Linked DNA regions of Homo sapiens: regions 2 and 3 are each linked to region 1. Evidence: chromatin loops called from intact Hi-C (ENCODE). Cell type or tissue: heart right ventricle. All regions are shown on one strand. Region 1 overlaps KCNIP1-OT1 (KCNIP1 overlapping transcript 1). Region 2 overlaps LCP2 (lymphocyte cytosolic protein 2). Region 3 has its middle 7.3 kb from the start of C5orf58.

Region 1 (2,500 bases):
TTATGCCCCCTGACAGCTGGGGAAACCAACACTTAAAGTGATTAAGTCACAAGTCCAAAATAAATGACAGAGCTGCAGTTCAAGCCCAGGTGGTCATTTACCAAAGGCCATGCTCTTTTCACTTTGCATGGGACTGTGACCGCTGGCTCTACCCAGCTTCCCAGTGCGACCCTTCCCCGCCCACTGTTTCTCTTCTCTGGCCAACGGAAACACAATGAGACCACATATGTAACATTACATTTTTTCATAGCCACATTGAAAAGAAAAAGGAACCAGGTAAAATCCATTTTAATATGATATTTTATTTAACCCAATACAGTTGAGGCTTGAACAACACAGGTTTGAACTGTGTGGGTCCGCTTACACATGGCTTTTGTTCAGTCTCTGCCACCCCTGAGACAGCAGGGCCAGCCCCTCCTCTTCCGCCTCCTCCTCAGCCCACTCTACATGAAAACAAAGAGGATGATGATCTTTTTGATGATCCACTTTCACTTAATAAATAGCAAATATATGTTCTCTTCTTTATGATTTCTCGTAATAACATTTTCTTTTCTCTAGCCTCATTTACTGTAAGAATACAGCATATTCCCAGCTACTCAGGAAGCTGAGGCAGGAGAATCACTTGAACCTGGGAGGCCGAGTTTGCAGTGAGCCAAAATCGCACCATTGCACTCCAGCCTGGGCAACAAGAGCGAAACTCCAACTCAAAAAAAAAAAAAATAAAAAGAATACAGCGTATAATGCATGTAACATATAAAATATGTGTTAATCAACTGTCTATGTTATGGGTAAGTCTTCCAGTCAACAGCAGGCTATTAGGAGTTAAGTTTCTGGGGAATCAAAGGTTATACACAGGATTTTGACGGCATGGTGGTTGGCACTCCTAACTCCCACATCGTTCAGGGTCAACTGTATATTCAAAATAGTATTCAAAATGTAATCAATAGGAAATAGTCATTCATGAAATACTGCGTCTTCTTCTTCTCCCCCCCAACCCCACTTCTTTGTATTCAGTCTTCGAAGTCAGTGGGTATTTTAACCTTACAGCATATCTCAATTCAGATTACTCACACTCTAAGGACTCAATAGCCACGTATGGCTGGGGTCTGCCAGCCGGACAGCGAGGTCTAGCCCTGATCTGAGCAGGAGCCATTTGATTGGGTTGTTGGTACACTGCCATCTGGTGGACAGATGTTCCTTGCTTGAAAAACCACCTCGAAGGAAAGTATCAGCATCAGGGACAATAGCACAGTGGGCCTCAGGATCAGCTCCCCGGAAAGAGCTTGGGGTTGGAGGGGGTGTTGTTGCTGAGGATGTCCCCAGAGAAGATGTACAGCCATGGAGCAAACTCAAGTCACTTATGATGTCGGCAAACCTTGGCCGTGGTGCACTCTTGTTTCCTGGTTGCAAAAGGATTTAGCAGAAAATGGTAACTCTTTTTCAGAAGGCATATTTAAAGCAGCTCTTTAAAAAGCAGGAGTTTCTTTCACACCCAGTTTCGCCATGTGGTTGTGTGAAGGGCTTCTCCCCAGAAATCATGTGGTCTCTCTTTTAATTCACAGTAAAAACCTTTCTTCTGTCTTGGCCCATTATGGCTGCTATAACAAAATATCATAAGCTGGCCTTATATACCATAGAAATGTATTTCTCACATTTCTGAAGGCTGGGAAATCCATGATTAAGAGTTGGTGTCTGGTGGGAGCCTGCTTTCTGGTTCACTGATGGCGTCTTCTTGCTGTGTCTTCACCGAGGGGTAGGGACAAGGCAGCTCTCTGCAGCCTCTTTTCTAAGGGCACTAGACCTATTTGCCATGGTTCCAGCCTCATGAACTAATCATTTCCCAAAGTCCCCACCTCCCAACACCATCATCTTCATGATTAGATTTCAATATATGAATTTGGGAGAGGATAGAAACATTGAGACCATAGCATCTGCCAAGTTGTGTCTTCCTCACTCAAATTGGGTAGGTGTGGTTATTCCAGAGTTTCAGTGAACCAAGACGTATTTTTCCAATGTGAATAATTAATTAAGAACACTTGATTAGGGTCAATGTTATTCTGGACTTCTGAATCACTCCCACATTTGAAGGGGAGTTTTAAACACAACTTTGTGTGAATAAAATGATGTGTCTGCATCTCTCCAGGAAGCAGTGTTTGGAGCTGAGATGACTTGGCAGGGAGAAGAATCCACTGGGACATTCAATAACTTGGCATTGAGAGTGTTTTCAGCACCATGCTGTCCTCAGAATAGTGTTAGAATTTATATAAACACAGATGTGACTTGTGCCTTGAAGGAGAATACAGTCTTCCCAGGAGAGACATGCAAAACCATCATAGACAAACAGCAAGAAAACAGCATCAAGGATGTACATGCACCGGGCAGAATGTAAACTGGATGTAAAACCAAGCATTTGAGGGCAATGAGAAAGGAACTTGGTTCTGGTCTCAACTCTGCCACCCACAGCTGCGTGACTATGTCTCTGTCACACTGCTTCTCAGGT
Region 2 (2,500 bases), 150 kb before region 1:
CTAGGGGAGGTTTCGTGCTTCTGTCTATTGAAGGAGCAGGGACTGGAAGGGGAAAAGGCTGACATCAATTAAAAGAAGAAAGCAGTCGGCTGGGGGTTGGGCGGGGCTAGGGGAGTGCCTGGTGGGAACAGGGCAAGAGAGAGCAGCCCTTGTACTCACGCTTTGCCGTTTTGTGGTTTCTGCTTCTGCTGGGTTCTTCGTGGTTGGTCTGGGGTGGGGGCAGTGGCTGCATAAAGATCCAAACGTTAGGAAGCACTTCCAATACATCAGCAAGAGCCGGCACTCCCAAAACCTGTCTGGATCTGCTCACTTTTCCTCATCTTCATGTTCTGCCTACAAACATCCATGTCCATTTCTTCACTGAACTACCGCAGTAGCCTCCTATCTGAGCTCCCTGTTCTAGACTCTGCCACGCAAGCTCTTTTCTGCAGGCAGCAGAGTGAGCATGTCACTTTCCTGCTAAGCCTCCTATCACATTAGAAACAAAATTGAAACTCGTTAATGTCCTGCGAGGCCCTGCCTGAGCTGGCCCATGTCTGCCCTCTCAACTCTTTCCTGTGATCCCTTCTCAGTACTCATGGGGTCCCTACCATAGAATCTTCTTGCAGTTCCTGGAAAATCTCAAGGTTATGCCCTCTTTGGCATCCCTACACTTGTTTCCTTCTGCCTAGAACGTTCTTCTCCCGGCTCTTCCCACAACTGGCTCATTCTGTCCCAGGTCCTTGTCACCTCCCCCCCCCATACCGTCATGTTACCTGGTCTTCCGTCCCCCGAACCACACATAACTACTCAAATGATCTCTTTCAGACATCTGTCTACCGTCTGATAACTAGCCCTAGTTGAGTTTTATGAAAGCAGGGACCTTATTTATCTTGTTCACACTTTATCCCCAACGCCTAGAACTCTGCTTGGCACATAGTAGCTGCTCAGACAATATTTGCTGATTAAATAAGTGAATCCTGCATCTCAAAAGAAGGTCTTCAAATCTCAAAAGCAATATACATCTGTAGATAAACTTGTGAAGGGAACACATTCCTAACTATCAAGTCCTTAGTCTGAGCTTCTCAGGGTCACTCTGGGAACTTATCAGATTCACAAGGACCGGGCTGTATGCTCGAAGAAGGAGAAAACGGGGTTTGCTACCTCTGTCTCCTCCGGTCTGAAGGCTCCTGTCCTTGGAATTTCAGGTGTCGGCCAGAAGGTGGCGCAAGTCTTTTTGCAGGAGAGAGGAAGGCTCGGTACCCAGGCAACACCAGTAGGTGCCACGGACTTAATTCGGTTCTCTTTGGGTTTATTTTACAGTTTTCACTTCTCTCAAATAGTGGGAAGTAAATAAAAACCACCAGTATTTTACCCCAAAAAAGAAACACGTGTGAATGCTTGGGTTTGCCTTTCCCCAGCCGAGGGAAAAGATTATAATCTTTTCTTACAAAATTAGAATGAGATAAAGATGTTTATAGTTTTATTTTTCTCTCTGGCGGAGGAAATAACTGCAGTGGACACCAAGTACTGTAAAAGAACGGGAGGAGGCCTACCGAGTGATTCCGGCCGGCTGGTGGGGGCGGGAGGGCGGCCATCGGTCTCTGGGGGGGCACAGGAGGCTGCTGGGGGGTTTTCCCAGAGGGGGGCCGGTCTGTGGAAACACAAGGTTATTAAAGTGAAAGGGGAGTATCGGCCAAGCTCAGGGGTCTCCAGGAACAGATATGCAGCTCGGGGCACCGGGGGTGCATGATCCTTGACCCCCAGGCCCACATGAGCCCCAGCCACGGGGAGACCCAGCCTGGATCTCACCCACCCCTCCCTGCCCATTTTTTCTGTCCTAGTTTGTGTCACTCTCCTTATACACAGGCTCAGCTTTCTTTGCATTTCACAGGAATAGGTATTTATCAGAGATTTTGCCAATCAAGAAAGGCCTCTTTGTAACCAGCTCAGCCAGAACTGGAAGGGAGGATTTTCAGACAATTTTGTAAGAAGTAAACATACGCATACCTCTGTATGCAGACACACAGATATACACATGTGCACACATGCATGCACACACATGCATATATATGCACACACCTGCATACACAGAGACACGAGTGCACACAGACACACACACATGCCAAAAATCTCACAGGCACACCCAGCTGCCTGTGCAGGGTGAAGTCAGCTCTCACTGCCATAGGGATCTTGTTCTGTCTGCCCTTCCTTCCCCTCTCCAGTGTCCTGGGCTATCTCCTCCCTGACACTTCCTCATTTTGCTCATCTCTTCCCATAAAGGGAGGAGCTGATCACCAACTTCTGTTACCAGACCACAGACTCTTAAGTGGAAGCTAGATTTGCCTCGAGCAGAAACTCACATTATCTGGGCAGAAACTCACATTATCCACATCTCCACGGAAGTGTCCCTAGGCCAGGTTGACAGGCTGGCAATTTCCTACCCCTTTGACAGGGAAAGGCCAGGACAAGACCATCAAGCAAGAGGGGTGAGTGGGTAGGGCCTCCTTACGCTTTGTGC
Region 3 (2,500 bases), 200 kb before region 1:
GGTTGCATGTCTCCACAGAAGGCCTTCCTCACCCTGACAATGTAAATCAACAGCTTATCTTCATGGGTATGGGACAAGAGGAGACTAGAAATTGTCCCCACTCCCCATCCCAAGACAAATGTGCATTTGATTGACTGCTTCCTCTACTCCATGTTTACTTTATCTTATGTAAAGTGCAGATTTACTGAGCATGAGACAAACATATAATTGACTATTTCCTCTACCCCCTCCTTTTCACTACAACGTGTGGAATGTGACCATATCCTCCCTTTATTTTCTCTTTCCCCTTTCTCATCCTACCCATTTTCCCCTTTAAATATCAAAGCCCTCAAAATTCTCTTTGGAAGAAATAGGGCCACAGATCCGACTGTGGCTTGTGTCTCTTTTTCCCCATTGTGTTCTCAACCTTGGCAAAATAAACCTCTGAACTGATTGAGATCTGTCTCAGATACTTTTTGGTTTATAAGGCATAAGGCCCAGCCATTTCCCAGCTGAGTAATCTGGAGTCCAACCCTGAGTCTTTCTGAGTCTCAATTTCCTCAGGCATACAATGGGAATATGAATTGTTTCCAAGGCTCTCACAATTAAATGAGATCATATAGGCCATGCTTAGCATCCCATTCTTCCATCACCAGGTGTCACCTATCACGGAGTCTGTGCTGATTCTACTTCTAAACATTTCTGTAATGTCATTTCCATCTCTTCTGCCAACATGTTAAACAAGGCCCCATCATCTTCCCCATGGATGACTGCAATACACTCCCAACTGGACTTCTCATATCTATTCTTTCCTCCTGTCCAATCTGTTCTCCATTGTGAAGCCAGGATCACCTTTTTAAACTCCAATTATGAGCATACCACCCACTACCTCCCATTCGTCACCTGCTTAACACCCTTCAGTGGCTTCCTACAGGCATCAGGAGAGAGAATGTAACCCTCTGCATAGCATGGTTGGCCCCTGCTCCCTCTCCAGCCTCATCTCACCCTGGGTTCCCCCTCACTCCCTGCATCCCCGCCTTGCTGACATTCTTTCAAGCTCTCCCATCTGCCAGGATGCCTCCTGACATGAGGGCCTGAAATATGCTGTTCCCTCTGCCTATCATGCTCGTTTCTCCTTCTCATCTCAGCCCAAATGTTCCCTTTCCAGGGAAGCCCTCCCTGAAAGCTGCCCCAGCCGTGTCACCGTCCCCACTGGGACATCCTTCCTTCCTTGATAGCTTCTAATTGAATCCTCACTTAATATGCATTTGTGTGATGTGTGGATTCCAGTCTGTCTCCTTCACCAGACCATGAGCTCCATGGCTCACCCCTACATGCCTCAAACTTAGCATGGTGTCTGATACACAACAGATGCTCAAGAAAGGTTTGTTGTATGAATATTAAATGCATGGCACTTGGGAAGTTTATAAAATTGTGACTTCCTTTTCCCTTGTCTAGGGCTTCTTATATATGAAAGTTAAAAAAAAGTGTGTTTTTGTTTGGTGGTTGTTTTAATGAAACATTATTTGTCAAAGTCTCCAACAGTGCAGATCCCTAAGATTTCCCTTTCTGCAAAAGATGGCCAGCAGAGGGCCCCATAGGAGCAATTACTGAAGTCAGGTCAGCGAAAACAGCAGCTGCTGAAAGATAGCCGATCCTGTGCCCAAATCTCTGGCAGTCCTTGAGCAGCTTGGAGAGAACATCACCATCATGGAACCCTGGCCCACTATGTCCAAAAACTGTTTGATCTGGCCTCAAGAAACAGGAGTTCATAAGGCAGGAGATCAGAGCCCTGCGTAGACGGTTTTAATGCAAATCCCTGCTTGTTTCTTGAGTTGCCAGTTTCACGCTTAAGAATTTGTAGTCAAGAGCTCGCACAGTTGGGTAGAATCACGCATGAGTGTTAGGGGAGATTTGCTTTCTTTGGGGGCCACTTTTCGTTTTCCAGTCAGTAGTTTTATTTCCATTTTAATTTTCCGAGCATCTGGCCCCCAGCAACAGCCTGTGGTTTGGAATTCATGGCTCTGTTGTGTGTTTACGCACTACACTTGCTTGTAATTGACAAATTTAAATTCTGGTCATATTTCATTTATTACCCAGACCCAGGGAAAAATCCTAGGCGAAAACCTAATTACAGCAAAAGTGCCACAAGGTAATTGCTGTGAAAGAACTCCTGCAGCAGCAGGGCTGAATATTTCATCCACCCATAAAATGATTATGCTGACAAGATTCTGAAAAATAATAAAATCTGTTTAATAAAAAAGAAGCAAAATATCAGTGTTTTTACACACAAAGTATTAAAACATTCTTCATTTTGGACAGATCCTAAGTCATTTGATTTTTATTCAAATGATGATCCACAGCTGAGATAGTTCTTTTATCAGAAACCGGGGTTGGGTAATCCCTCCCACATGAGGCTGTGTGGAAGCTTCCAGGCCTGCAATGGCCTTCTGGAACAGTACTGAATCGGCTTGCCACTGCTCTATTGGATCTCTGGTCTGTGCCACAGAATCAGAAAGCA

Evidence for each region. Peaks named below come from ENCODE experiments on the same cell type or tissue, not always from the same donor. Only the 100,000 strongest peaks of a DNase experiment are listed, where the experiment ranks them.
Region 2: it touches region 1 in a loop (10-fold over the local background); 90 of 110 quality-filtered maps call a loop at or near these places.
Region 3: it touches region 1 in a loop (18-fold over the local background); 97 of 110 quality-filtered maps call a loop at or near these places.

Annotation. Positions count from the first base shown.
Region 1 is chr5:170,419,828-170,422,327 of GRCh38, forward strand. KCNIP1-OT1 (KCNIP1 overlapping transcript 1) reads left to right here. Exons shown (of 3, transcript NR_109899.1): 2 at 559-788; 3 at 2,144-2,500. It also overlaps a transcript of KCNIP1 not described here. Among named protein-coding and RNA genes, the nearest start is that of KCNIP1-OT1, 32 kb to the left of the region's middle. In heart right ventricle, a CTCF peak has its summit at 1,192 (motif pointing left); a DNase peak (open chromatin) is centred at 1,194; H3K27ac peaks cover 442 bases.
Region 2 is chr5:170,266,850-170,269,349 of GRCh38, forward strand. It overlaps LCP2 (lymphocyte cytosolic protein 2), which reads right to left. Exons shown (of 21, transcript NM_005565.5): 8 at 1,536-1,633; 9 at 160-226; 10 at 1-42. Among named protein-coding and RNA genes, the nearest start is that of LCP2, 30 kb to the right of the region's middle. In heart right ventricle, a CTCF peak has its summit at 1,198 (motif pointing right); a DNase peak (open chromatin) is centred at 1,202; H3K27ac peaks cover 855 bases.
Region 3 is chr5:170,224,463-170,226,962 of GRCh38, forward strand. No RefSeq gene overlaps it. Among named protein-coding and RNA genes, the nearest start is that of C5orf58, 7.3 kb to the right of the region's middle. In heart right ventricle, CTCF peaks have their summits at 1,564 (motif pointing right) and 1,766; a DNase peak (open chromatin) is centred at 1,599.